Linked DNA regions of Homo sapiens: all the other regions are linked to region 1. The links are chromatin contacts, found by Hi-C or POLR2A ChIA-PET in ENCODE. All regions are on one chromosome and are shown on one strand. Each heading gives the region's core, a stretch centred on a gene start or an enhancer-like site at or near the end of the contact. The rest is flanking DNA. Distances are from core to core; before and after follow the strand shown.

Region 1 (4,661 bases), core at 1,359-3,858:
AGCTGCTCCTGGCCTTTTCCAACCAGAATTCCTTTCTCCCTCCTGAGAGCTTCAGTAGCACTTTAAAAATAATACTCCTCGAGCAAAACTCTATTGCCTGTGTTCTCTGAGCAGTGCATGGGTCTTCTCTGTACTCTTGAGTTCCTAGAGGCTCCACCACTTCTAACAATGCCTGGCCACAGTAGGTACGCAATGCGTGCATGTGTGTGTGTGTGTGTGCGTGTGTGTATTGAACTCCAATTGCACTGACCGCAGGGTCCCCAAGGATCAGGGTCTGTGGCAAACTATGTGTTTGTTCCAGACCCACAGCAGATGTCATCATTTCACAACCAGCAAGGGCGCCAGGCTCCCTTCACCTTTCCTCCCCGGGGCCCTTACAGGTTGACCTCAGGGTTATCTCTCAGGTCACGTCAGGGAGCCCTGGCTCACCTTTCCTCCGCTGGTTTCCCCTAACACACACCCATGCCAGCCTCTGGCCAACCCCACCCTGTTGAGACACGTCAGGCTGGGCCCAGTGCCTGAGGCACACCTGGGGGCAGCTGTGCTCAGTCCAGGAAGACGCCTGTGGTGTGACCTCCTGCATCACTCCTGACCCAGATCCGTAGAGCTTGTCCAGGGTGCTCACACAGCTCTCCTCTGGGCCCCACACAAAGTCTGCCCCTTCCAGGAAGCCTTCCTTGGTGCTCTGACCTAGGAAGCAGGAGATGTGGGTTCTCTCACACGCCCCTTTCCCACATCCCAGCAGGCTCATGCCCAGATCCTCCGTGCCTCAGGACTACAGAAGCTTCCTTAGTCACAAGCAGGGAGACTCACCTGCCTGAAGGCAGCAAGTTGGCCCCATGGGCTGCTAGCTCCACATCCAGAAACAAACTTTATGAAGTCGGATCTTATTCCGACTCCCACCTACCCCCACTGACCCCCACTTCTCTGAGTCCTGCTCACTGGCGGGAGTGGGGTGCTCACCTCATTTGCTCCCTGCTGCCTCAGGGAGCTTGCACGTGCTCTTCCCTCTGCCAGCAATCCCCTTTCCCTAAGCATTTCAAACACAGTACTGGGAACTAGTGGCGAGTGCAGCAGATGCAGGGACTTGGCTGGGAGTGGGATGGAGAAGGAGGACAATTGTGCGATGAAATGGCAGGACATGGGAAAATACAAAATAATAAACATCAAAAGTGCTGTCACTAATCTGCTGGGTGACTTTGAGTGAGTCCTTTTCCCATCCTGGGCCTGAGAGATAAAAGGCTTGAATTCCGTATTGCCACAGCATCATGCTCCAATCATGAGAAATAACTCAGTGATGCGTGTGTGGAGGGGGAGGGCCCGTGCATATGTGATAGAGAGAGAGAGGTGGGGGGGATTCCTCCAAGCACACATGGGCCCATTTAACCAGATTCTGCTTCACCTTCTTTTCTTTAATCCCCAGAGATGTGGCTTGCTCAGTGAACTGCCACTAAGTGCTCCCTAGGCACCCACTGGTGTCAGGTCCTCTGCTGGGGCCTACAGACGGGTCCCTTCCTTGAAGGGCTCATGCCTGACGATCATTAGCAAAGCCTTCCTGTGTCTAAAGGATCGCTTACTCCCTGTTTGCTCAGAGCTCAGGAGGCACAGCCTCACTAGAAGGTTTGGAAAGCACCCTGCGGTGGAAGGTACGTCACTGGCATGCAAATTGGGAGGCTTAGATGGCAGATAAAAGATTGGTTTGTGTCACAGGCAACGCCAGCCAGAGTGGTGTCTTGTTACGGTGTCTCTGGGCTGGACTCGGTGCCCCTGGAATGTGAACGAGATGCGCGGGGAGGTTTCCTGTTGATTCTTGTCCTGGCAGAGTGGTCCACTGGCTTAGCTGCTTCTCAAGTTGCACAACACCTGGGCCTCCCAGCGGGTGCTGCTGGTGCTGGAGGGGAGAGAAGCCTCCGCCTGCAGGGCCAGTGCCCTCCTCTGCCCACTGCCCGAGGTGAAAGGTGGATTCCAGGCCAGGCCCGGGTCGGGAGGTGACCCCAGCTCCTCCCCAGGAACTCTCCCTGGGAGGGGCCTGGTTGCTCTGAAGGGCACACGGCAGGGATGACACTGGCTAAGGGGGGAACAGTGGCAGGCCAGGGGAGGAGGGGGCCGGGCTGCTGTCCCTTCCTCAGGGGAAGGCTTGGAGCAGAGCCATTAGCCTGCCTGAATCCTATTATATGCAGGGCAACCTGTGAAGACCTTTCCCGTATTCCCTGTTGGCCTCACCATGTAACTGAGAGGAAAGGTGAGGACATGGGAGATGAAGTGACTTGCCCTGGGATTGTTTTTTTCCAAAGTTCAGGGATCTGACCTCTAATCCAATGTCCTGTCTGAAGGGCTGTTTGCCTGGTTGGAGCTCCCCAGAAGCCGGCAAGAGGCAAATATGCATCAGTTCAGCAGGGCGAGGGGCAGCCCGGGCTACCATGGCCCATTTAGAGGGCTCAGCTAACTTCAGGGTGTCCTGAGGCCACCAGCCTGGCTGGGAATACTCTCCTGCCTTCCTTCCAGCCTTCAGTGGGAGCTGCGTCCAGCTGGGCAGTGACTCAGCAGCCCTCATTCCCACGTGTGTGGGAGAGCAGGCCTCTCTCCCGGCTGTCGGCTTGGCTCCGTTGGCCTGTCTGGGGGTGCCCCAGCAGTCAGCCTGCCATCAGCAAGGCCCTGGGGCTCAGGCCAGGCTTCCCACAGCTCAATCACAGAGTTTGCTTTCTTTCCAGCCCTCCAGCCTTTCCCCCTGAGACTGGAGGGCCACTTCTAAGTTCCTCTGGCCACCTCAACCGTCCACTCAGCCAGGGAGCCAGGCTGTGGGTGACTTCCTCAGCACTGTCCCAGAAACCCTGTGCTGTCCTCAGAAGCAGCCCACCTCCCAGAGCAAATAGCTTGTTTGCCAGGCTCACGGGCCTCCCCGCCTGCTCAGAGTGCGTCCTGTGGTGCATGAAGAGAAGGAACTAGGCAAAACCCAGGCAAGAAAACGAGGGAGGGAAGTGGATCTTGGCTGGACCTTTAACAGGATGTATGGGAGGGTGAGCTACGGTGAGACTGTGCAGGTAGGGCACTAGCCCATCTGCTCACGACCAAGAAAAACATCACCCCACATGCCCTGGCTCCAACCCCAGGGATGGCGGGCTGGCGGCATTGGCATAGCTGTGGAAGCTTGAGCAAGGCTCGTAAATTCTCAGATCCCGTTTCACCATCTGTAAAATGGGCATGCTAATGCCTGTCAGCCAGGTTTGCTCTACACAACACATACAACCCTTTTTCTAAAGGGCTTGGTGGAAGGCCTGCTCCAACATGTTTCAGACATGGATATTGCTTTCCATCCTATGTGTGAGTCCAACAAGATTTGTGCAATCTTTTATTGGTCTCATTTCACGCTCATCATCCTGGGACCCTGTGGGAAAGGACCCATGAGGGACCTTGCAAATGCTGCCAGGCACTGCAAGTGCTGGCCACTGCTGCTGGTCCTCCCAGCAGCTCTCAGGGAAGCAGGGCAAGTGAGGAGCCTGGGTTGGAAACAAGAAATACTTTGCTGGCAGTCATTCCATAAGTTAAGACAACTACAGAAACTTTTATGGAGTACCAAGTATGTGTCAGTCACTGAGAGAGACACTTAGGGACACTGAGGTGCCTAAGACATGGTCCCTGCCAAAAACAGGCCTATGTGGCAGAGGAAGGAAGGAAAGAGGAGGGAACATGCAAACAACCTCCATCCCAGATAGGCGAAAAGTAGGCTGCGCATGAGGTATAGACACCTCGCCTGGGAAATCCCAATGCAGCGAGAAATCAGGGCTGCTCCAGGGGAACAGAAAAGGCTGCACGGAGAAGGAGCAGGAGTTTGCAGGGTGGAGAAGGGAGAGACAGGCCCCAGGGGCTCCAGTAGGGAGCACGTGCCTGGACTGACCAGGGGACGGGGTCTCTCCTAGAAGACCCAGATGTGCTGAGGCTCCTCCATGCCAGCACATTTGGCTCCACAGGTATTGCAAGACCCCCATGGGGTGTCGAGACACATCCTATGACCTAGATCTCTGCCTTCCAGGAACTGGTTGGGTGAGATGAGACTCATCCTGGGCATACGTAGAGAGCAATTTTTACCAGCATGTCTCCAACTGCAGGTGTGGCCTATGACATCTGATGTCACTTCCCTCCTCAGGTGGCCCTGCCAGCCCCTCTGCAAAAGGGGGCATAGGCACACAATTTTGCACATCGTTTCCAGGGGCTCAAGGATGTCCCTCACCAGCCCATCTCCTTTGAGGAACCCTCAATGTGATTCAACTCCGGGGTTTTGCAGATGAGGAAACTGAGGCAGAGAAAGAATGTGCCTTGCCGAAGGTGTGTGGTGAGTCAGGACGGAATAGGCCTAGACTTTTGGCTTCTGACCCAGAGTTCTCCCATTGGTGCCTGCTGCGGCCACCTCCTCAATCTGTGCCTCTGCCCAGCTGCAGTTTTCGGCATCCTGCCTCATGACAGAGGGGACAGCATGCACTTTCTATCCATCTCAGCCATAGCCTCTTCCCAACCTGTAGCTCCCCTCTTGGTGAAACTGCCTTTGCGCTTTCTTCCCACGTGCACGGTCCGGCTGGTTCTCTGCATCCTGGTGTCCCATCTCTGGGAAAGACTCCACCGTGCCCACACTCACTCAAGTTGCACAGGGACGTCTTTCTCCCCTT
Region 2 (4,333 bases), core at 1,142-3,641, 35 kb after region 1:
CCACATGTGGCTGAGGCTATGGTCCTCAATAGAATTAATAAATTGAGCACTACCGGGTGCTAGGCGCTGTGCCCTGATGTTCACATTCATGTCTCATATTGTCCCCGCAATAATCGCATGATACCTATCACTGATAATCCTCATGACATGTCCCCACTGTGCTAAATGCCGTCCATGTGTAGCCTCACTTCCCATGGTTCACATCAACCCCGTGAGAGAGTTCTCAGGAGTCCCCCACCCTCATAGTGTTGACCAAACCTCAGAAGGTGCAATGATGCCCCAAGGGGCTAAGTGATTTTCCCCCAGTTAGTAGGTGGCTACACAAGGTTTTAAATCCGGATCCATTTGACCCCCAAGCCAGTGCTCTTAAGCACCCTGCTCTGTGGGGTGTAGAGAAAACTAAAGCTTGGGGGGCAAGTGTGAGATCCCACTCTCCAGAGAGAAGGCCTGACCCATCCAGAGCTGCGTTGCTTCTGGTTGTGGCTTTCAGCCCAACCCAACCCCAGCAGGGCTGATCCATCTCTCAACCCACCCTCCCCAAAGGCATCTGAAACCAATCAGGGCCTGGGTCTCGGTCATTCTTCCAGCCTACTTGGTCTTTCATCCTCCCTCTTCTCTTATTCACGCCCTCTCTCCCACCATCACCACCACCACACACACACACACACACACACACACACACACTCTCACACACTCACACTCTCTCTCTCTCTCTCTCTCTGTCCCTCTCTCTCTTTCTCTCTCTCTCACACACACACACACACACTCTCTCTCTCTTTCTCAACATTCCTCTTCCTCACCCAGAAATAAAACAGGTATAGCATTGGGGTCAGGAGACTCAGGGCTCAATATTTTAGCTCCCCACTACTGTCTGTGTGACCCTGAGCAAGTCACTTGGTGCCCAGAGCTTTGGTTCCTAATCCTCAAAATGAAGCTAATGAGCCCTGTAGCCAGGCAGGGTAGGCCAGGAGAGGGGCTAGCTAGTCTTTGGGACAAGCCCGCATGGAGCCTGGTGCTCCACAGGGATCACTCTGCCTATTTTTCCTCCTTGCAGCCTCCCACATGGGAATTACTGGAGGCAGGGGTGCAGAGGGGTTCATTCAGAAGTGGAGACCTGGACTATGCCCGTCTTTTAAATGAAGAAGATGAGACTCGGAGAGGGGAAGTCACTTTCCTAAAAGCCCCAAGGCCAGTAAGAATTTGGACACACATTAGAATGAGCTCTGTGCAGGCACGAAGCCTGCTTTCATCCATTCATTCAGTTTGTGTTCCCTGAACACCTACTGTGTGCCAGACACCTTGCCCGGCAGAGGATTAGCAAGACGTTTCAAGGCACAGTCCCCCTGTCCCAGGTGACTGGGGAGGTGTCAAGGCCAGGTAAGATCATGGATAGGAAAGCACTTGCGAATGCCCAAGGACAGCGCGTGGCCACCTCTCCGCCCCCCACCTGCCTCGCTGCGTCGCTCAGGAGGGCTTTTCCTTGGCTGGATGGCCATGCCAGGAAGGAGGAGCCTGCAGGCTCAGAGGTTGCTGGCAGGCCCTATGGACCACCCTGCCACCAAGGAGCCTCTTCCTTCAAGCCCCCGTGATACCAGGTGTGAGATTCAGATTGCATTAGCAGGGGACCCTTGGGCTTGGTCCAGTTCGTCCTCAGCCTATACCCTCCCTCCTCCGAGAAGCACTGCCCCCTTTTCCCAGGTCTCTGGTTCTGCTGGAGCTGCTCTACAGAAACCCCACGCAGAGCCATAAACAGAACCGGGCCAGGGCAGGGGCACTGCCAAGAGGAAGCCCTGAGCAAGCGCCAGTGCTGTCAGCAAGAGGGGAGGTTATTTTTAGAGGCAGCCTGATGGGGTAGCCGTCTGTCCCACTGCACAGTGACACAGAGATGCCCTCGTGAGAAGGAGCTTTGCAGTCCAGCACTCTGCCTCCCCTGGCCTCCTCAGAGCCAAGGCAGAGTCTCCTCCAGGGAGTCTTCCCGGTACAACGTGCCAATGGCCCCTTATTCTCAATTTTGTGAGCAGAGAAGCAGAGAAGGGCAAGGAAGTGCACACAAACCCTCATATAATCTTCCCAGGAATCCTGAGAGGTGGGCATTATCCACCCTCATTTTACAGAGGGGAAAACTGACACTCAGAGAAGCTAAGTAACTTGCCCGAGATCACACAGCTTGTGAATGGCAAAGCTACAACTTGAACCCAGGTCAGTCTGAGGACAAACCTTGCCCTCTTTCGACTTCATGGTGGCTCTTAGAAATACACCCTCTTCCCAGTGTCTGGATGAGGACCTCATGGGGCTCTGGACTGGCTGCATCTCCTCCTTTATTCACCCCATGACCTTCAGGCCTGACCTTCCACTGAGTCATGCAGACTTCTGAGTGAGTCAGCCCTGGCACATGACTCTCACTGTAGGCAATGGGCATTTATTAAGCATCTTCTGTATACCAGGCACTAGGTTCTGTTAATCTCCCACAGACAAGTCATGAGGTGATGAGCAGGACAGCCCCCTTACCCTGGGGGCACTTAATATACTCCAACCTCTGGGCTCTGAGCTTTCCCTCTATTCTTCTACTTAGTCCTCAAGACGGCCCTGGTGGTAAATATTTATTATCTCTATTTTGCAGATAAGGAAAACAAGGGTTGGAGAGATTAACTCTCCTTTGCCCAGAGCTTTGAGATTATTTGGTTTAGGGCCCCTATTATATTTGCTTTAGCTATTTACACTTTTTCTTCCTTCATTCACTAGCTTGTTCTTATCAAATGCCTCCTAGTTGCAGTAATGCTGAGGGTCCTCAGGGGATCTTAGAGACCCCCACTCTGGTTCAATATCTTTGCCTTTATCTTACAGATTGTGGTAGACCCTGAGCAGGTAATTCATTTAACCTCTGTCCATTTTGCAGATGAGAAAGTCGAAGTCCAGAGAGGGACTGGAACTTCCTGTGTGTTGCACGGTGACAAAGACAGAATGAAGAGACTGCATCCTCCCTGATCCCCATCTGCTCCCAGTTTTACATAGAAGCCCTTGGCCCTGAGCCAGGGCAGTCCAGGACACAGTCACAGGGCACAGGGTGTCCCCTGAGCACCTGTGTACTTGACCTCACAGGAAGCCAGAGACTCTGGGCCAGCTTAGAGCCCAAGGAGAGGTTAAGAAACTCATGCATAGGAAAGAGAAATGCCTTCTGGAATGCACAGAAATCAAGCATTTCATGAGGAGCCACGGTCAGTGGGAGGCCCTGTGGGGGCCGGGGTAGGACGTGCGGTGTAGCAGGAGGAAGTGGGACTTCTTGGTGCCATAAGCAGGGTCCTGTCCCTCAGACTCTCTGTGGGGCCTTGGCTGAGGGGGCTGGGGCCCTTCATCTCTCTGGGCCCCATTTCCATCTGAGGCATGAGACAGGGGTGGTCAGGGGGTCCCTCAAGCTTCCACTTAGCTCCGTAAGGTGGTAGATAAGGGACACCAATGACAAAGCAGCCTGCATTGGAACCACAGGAAAAATGGTCAGAGGTCTGCAGCATCTGCAGGTGGGGGGCTGGGGGGGAGTGGAGAGGCTGCTTCAGCAAGGGGGGCGCTGCCTGGAGGAAGGCACTCTCACCCAAGCTCCCCTAGAAGGCTGCTGGGTGGGGGGAACAGGAGCCCTGACCCTGAGAGGCCAACAACCCTTCAGCTCAGCTGGCGAAGATGGCGGCTGCCGTGGAGAGGGTGCAGAGGGAAGCAGCTGCTGGAGGCAGATGCATCAGCTTCCTATAGCCACTTTAACAGGTTCCACAAACTGGGTGCCTTAAAACAACAGAAATTTATAGTTCATAAGTCTGGAGGCCAGAAGTCCAAACTCAAGGTGCTGACAGGACCACATTCCCTCCAGGGACTCTAGGGGAGAATCCATTTCCATGACTCTTCCAGCTTCTAGAGGCTCTGGGCATCCCTTGACTTGGGGCTGCATCGCTCCAATCTCTGCCTCCACAGTCCCACTGCCTCCTCTCCCATCTCTCTCAAATCTCCCTCTGTGTGTCCCTTATAAGGATACTTGTCACTGGATTTAGGGCCCACCTGGATAATCCAGGATGATCTCTTCAAGATCCTTAACTTAATCACATCTGCAAAGACTATTTTTCCAAGTAAGATAATATTCCCGTGCTGGGAATTAGGACATGGGCATATGTTTTTGGGGCCCGCCATTCAACACCCTAGAGCAGAATCTTGGGGAGCCCAGGGCCAGGGCTCCACACTCAGTGGCTCTTGGAGTCAGAGTCTTCTGGCAGCTCAGCTCAGCTGGGTGGGAAGTCCCAAGTGAGGGTCAGCCTGCTTCTCACTTGCTCGGCCCAGTCCGAGAGCAGAGACA
Region 3 (4,436 bases), core at 1,041-3,540, 53 kb after region 1:
GTATAGGATCTATGCTGTTTTCTTGTTACATAAATAATGTCTGCCTCATTATGTCACTGTGAGGTCACGTGCACCGAGGTGCTTTCCTCAGCACCCGCTGAGAAGCTGCAAATGTGTAGTATCGCCATCGAGTCAAGTGCTTGTTGGGCTTAGTGCTCTCCTCTGAGCTCCCTTAGCCCTGCGCCTACAGCTGTCCCCGTTCTCAGAGGACACTGCAGTTGTGTCTGGTTTTGTGCTCTTCTCTCTGCTCTTCTGATGACTGGACTGGCTTCGGGAGCTGCTCTCAGAAAGACCCTGCACTTGGTTTCATGCTCTGCTGTCACCATCTTGAAATTCTTGAACATACGCCCCAAATATGATATCATGTAGCTATTCCCACCTCGCGCAATGCCCGACATGAAGTGAGCCCCCAGTAAATGTGTTAAAATGAAGCCATGCAAATAGTAAAGAAAACTTTGCTTCTGCCTTCTACGTGCTCACAGGATAGTTGGGAAGATAGCTATAGAAACTCTGAAGTGCACTAAAACCTCCACACAGTACATGGTGCAGCATTGCAAGCCCTGGCTTGGAATCAGACAAAGCTGGACGTAGAGTCCAGCATGTAATGCTGAACAAATTACTTGACTTCTAGGTACCTCAGTTTCCTCAGGTGCAATCTAGAGCTAAGACTACCAACTTGGTCAATCTGGAAGGTCAGTTCTGAGGTTTCCACTGCAGGCTTTGGGGTGGAGTATGGGGAGGCCCCATCCTGCTGAGCTGGGTTTGGAGCTGGGTTTGGGCAATGGCAGTTCCTGCGTCTAAGGTTCATAAAAGGCCCCCTTTTCCAGATCTCTTGGATCTTCCAATCTATTCCTCATTTAGCCTTACTAGGGGTGCTTACCTGCGGACTCTGATGTGGGTTCCTGCCCACTGAAATGGGTTTTCCTTGGCTACAAAGGTATAGCCTTTTCTGCACACAAGAGTCTAATATAGGGAGGTCACTTGATGTCACAGACAGGGCCTTAGAGTGAAGAGAGGGCAGCATTAGCAAATCCACAGCTCCAGGAAGTCCCCTGATATGACACCTCTCCTAGTCTTCCCCCTCCTTATGTTCTGGGACCACACCCCTCCCCAGCTTCCCAGGCCAGGCCTTTCCCACTACTTCACTCCCCTTCCTGCTGACCTCTCTCCATCATGGCTCCCGAGGCATGGGCACCGGCGGGAGGGGTGGAGGTGACAGCACAGGATCAACAGCTGCCAGCCTAAGTTGAGTCCAGCAGAAAGCAGAGGGGTCCCCAAGTGGTTTCCAACATGTCAAACATCCTACTGAGAACCCCCCATAGATTAGACTTAGCTCTCACCGCAGGCTTACGGAACTCCACGGTCTGAGCTGTCGGCAAAACCTAATTCATTTGGCAGACTCAGTCTTTCACATTAGGGGGTTTATGGTGGTTAAAGATAATGAAGGGACTCATGGCAATAAATAGTTTGGAGTAGGGTGGCCTGAACAACCTTGCTAAGAAATAAGGATTCAGGCCGGGCGCGGTGGCTCATGCTTGTGATCCCAGCACTTTGGGAGGCCAAGGTGGGCGGATCACGAGATCAGGAGATTGAGACCATCCTGGCTAACACGGTGAAACCTCGTCTCTACTAGAAACACAAAAAATTAGCCGGGCGTAGTGGCAGGCGCCTGTAATCCCAGCTACTCGGAGACGCTGAGGCAGGAGAATGGCGTGAACCCTGGAGGCAGAGCTTGCAGTGAGCCGAGATCGCGTCACTGCACTCCAGCCTGGGAGACAGAGAGAGACTCCATCTCAAAAAAAAAAAAAAAGAAATAAGGATTCAGTTGTGACTTCTGTCTTGGGTCCCTCCAATCTCCATTCCCACCCCCACAATTATCACCTTCCTGCCTTCCTTTGGTGACCTCTTCCCCCTTGAATCACGCCCTAGGCAGGCACTCATCTGTTCTCAGGGCCATCTTCATAGGCTCTTCCCTGCAGGAGAGAAAGCATTTTGTGCAAGCTCCACCTAAAAGTTATGCGGGCTTTCCAGCCTGTTCCTCCCACCTCCTTCCTGCCCCTGAATCTTCCCGCAGGGTCACCCTGAGGACAAGCAGTTTACTAACTCGAGGGAGAGCAGGGAACTCACATTCTGGGTATCAATGAAATTTATGAGTCATGGATATCACAGGACCCTGTTTTCGTTTGACTTCATTCGCCGCTTCCTTTCTTCGTATTAATTTCTCCCAACAGCCCACTTATCTTCCCTCTTGGAGCCCTGCCCGCCATCGCTTTCCCTGATACATGGTATCTCTAACAGGCTAAAGCACTCAGCGATGCCATTGCTTGAGAGTCGGCTTGCTCAAGCACTCACAAGTTACACTCTGTGGCTAATCAAATGTCAAAACAATCTCCCCCGCGATTTGGAGGAGCTTGGTGACAGGAAGACATTGGCCACTGAGCCATCAGAACAGGCCACGTTTGCTTGGTGGCAGGCAGTGAGACCGGTTTCTGCCGCGTTACATTCCGGGTGGCCGCTTTCCCTGAGAAGCAGCTGCTCTGCAGTTAGTGGGGTTTGGGGTTTGGAATTTGTTTCTTCTTTTCTTTTGAAGGCAGAGAGATACTCCATGCCAAGGGTCAGCAGGGTGGGGGGTGGCGGCGGGGAGGTGGTTGAATTTTTTTCTATGACAAAATGTTGTCAGGTCTCTGAATCATAGCAGCCACAGCGGTGGTTAAAGAGAAGAGATCGCATCTAGGAGCTGGTCTCAGTTCTGCCACAGAGAACACTGGACGAGTCACAGCCACTCTGAACTTCTGTTTCCTCTTCTGGAATATGAGGAAATTGGGTTAAATGGTCCCTGTGGTTCAAGAACCAGAAGATGATTCAACTTGACACCATACCTTACAATTTAAACACTTCTGTGCTTGTTATTTCATTTGATGTTCACAGTAAGCCCATAAGTGAACAGGAGAGGGATTATTATCTCTATTTTATAGCAGTGAAATGACTTGTGGTGGTTATACATCCTGCCCATGACAGAGCTTAGCCTGGGTCATGGGCTGGTGTCCTTCTCCTAGCCCAGGCTTGTCTCAACTCCTCATGCTCACAGGGTAGATTCCTTGAGCCGAACCACCTCCACCTTCAGCGCCACGCGGGAGCTTTTGTTCAAGCCAGAATTCAGGGATCATCCTGTCCACTTCATTTTCTGCTGAAAAAATTGAGCTCCATAGAGGGAAGCAAAAGGGCCTCCCCCGGCTCACACCGCAAAGCGTCCCATTCTCCTGATGTGGAACCACTCCACTCTTCTCGTGGGTCCCATGGGAGTGAAAATGCCTGCATCTTGGGCCTGGGCTAAGGATGGATCTGTCAAAAACAGTGACACTGATAAGTTTTGGGTGCATTTGAGACACCACCACTGTGTCATCATTACCCACACTGCTGTCATGAGGTCTTGAGAAATTGTCACCGGGGTCCTCTTGGGGTCTGATGTGCTAAGAGAGGTCAGGACAGGCTAATCTGTGTCTGCTCCATGCCCCCTCCACATCTACCTGAGCCTTTGAGAGTGCCTAGCTCATTCTCCCTGCTCCTTAAAATCCTCCAAGTTCCACAGCCCCACCTAGACCTCAGAGTGAGTGGTTCACTTTGCGGCACTCAGGCCCACTCAGTGACCACAACAAACACAGCTTGCAGGGTCTGGCTGGCCACAGGTGCTGTCCCTTCTGCCCACCTGGCAAATGCTATCTCTTCTCTCCAGATTTAGCTTGCTGGCCCCCTCTTCCATAGGGCCCCTGAAGAGGCAAGTGCTTCCTTTTCCCACTCCCACGACTGTGCAGAAAGCCTCTGACAAAGCACTTTCACTTTCACATGGTGGCCACTGGTCTCCGAGGCTGTTCTCCTTTTAACTGGCAGCTCAGTGAAGACAGGGGTTGTACTTTGTTTCTCTCAGTATCTTCAGCGCCTAGACCCTGATGGGGCTCAGTGACCTTAGAGGGAGAGGGGATGAGCTTTACATGCTGATCAGGAGCACAGGCCTTGGCAGCAGGCTGGCCTGCACTGAAATCCAGTTCTGCCATTAACCTACATGTCATCCAAACCTCTCTGAGCCTCAGTTTTCAAATCTACAAAATGGGAAGATTGGTACTGCCGGCCTCATCAGGATGAATGGGAAAAACCATGGAAAGAGCTTAGCATATCACAGGCAGTAACCGGGAACTATTGTCATTATCATTGGGGAATTCCCCAAAAGGTTCCTCTGTGAGCTCACAAGAAAGCCCCTGGGTCTCCACGCCGTCTGCAGGAAGCACCCCGGGGATTGGCAGCCCTTCCCTGCCCTGCCTTCTTCTCCAGCTGCAGTCGGAAAACCCCTTTCTCAGGATGCCCCAGACAGGGCCAAGCTGCTTTCCTTCCCCTTGTTGACACAGGGAAGACCTGGCTGCCTGGAGCCTTGACTGGGCCTC

Evidence for each region. A loop is a pair of places that touch in the nucleus more often than their neighbours do. ChIA-PET counts read pairs that join two places held with the same protein, here RNA polymerase II (POLR2A). Pooled maps may share reads with other maps.
Region 2: a map of gastrocnemius medialis shows a loop between it and region 1 (9-fold over the local background). The contact joins two enhancer-like sites. A Hi-C loop is called at or near these places in 4 of 168 maps with a recorded cell type or tissue (gastrocnemius medialis, psoas muscle and sigmoid colon) and 6 of 50 pooled maps. POLR2A ChIA-PET finds 5 or more read pairs at or near these places in 3 of 52 experiments (H1, HEK293 and OCI-LY7).
Region 3: a loop to region 1 is called in a pooled map, with 4 times the contacts of the local background. The contact joins two enhancer-like sites. A Hi-C loop is called at or near these places in 2 of 168 maps with a recorded cell type or tissue (CD14-positive monocyte and gastrocnemius medialis), 2 of 37 single-sample maps with no recorded cell type and 9 of 50 pooled maps. POLR2A ChIA-PET finds 5 or more read pairs at or near these places in 5 of 52 experiments (GM12878, H1, HEK293 and 2 more).

Annotation. Positions count from the first base shown.
Region 1 is chr15:70,193,843-70,198,503 of GRCh38, reverse strand. No RefSeq gene overlaps it. Among named protein-coding and RNA genes, the nearest start is that of TLE3, 98 kb to the right of the region's middle. RefSeq lists enhancers at 1,371-1,430, 1,501-1,780, 1,577-2,360. Within about 2 kb of position 2,608, at least 21 of the 41 ENCODE cell types and tissues checked have a DNase peak (open chromatin) inside an H3K27ac peak, as active enhancers do; they include gastrocnemius medialis and psoas muscle, where a contact is called at or near this core.
Region 2 is chr15:70,158,514-70,162,846 of GRCh38, reverse strand. No RefSeq gene overlaps it. Among named protein-coding and RNA genes, the nearest start is that of TLE3, 63 kb to the right of the region's middle. Within about 2 kb of position 2,391, at least 4 of the 41 ENCODE cell types and tissues checked have a DNase peak (open chromatin) inside an H3K27ac peak, as active enhancers do; they include gastrocnemius medialis and psoas muscle, where a contact is called at or near this core.
Region 3 is chr15:70,140,690-70,145,125 of GRCh38, reverse strand. No RefSeq gene overlaps it. Among named protein-coding and RNA genes, the nearest start is that of TLE3, 45 kb to the right of the region's middle. RefSeq lists enhancers at 3,954-4,053, 3,821-4,324. Within about 2 kb of position 2,290, at least 12 of the 41 ENCODE cell types and tissues checked have a DNase peak (open chromatin) inside an H3K27ac peak, as active enhancers do.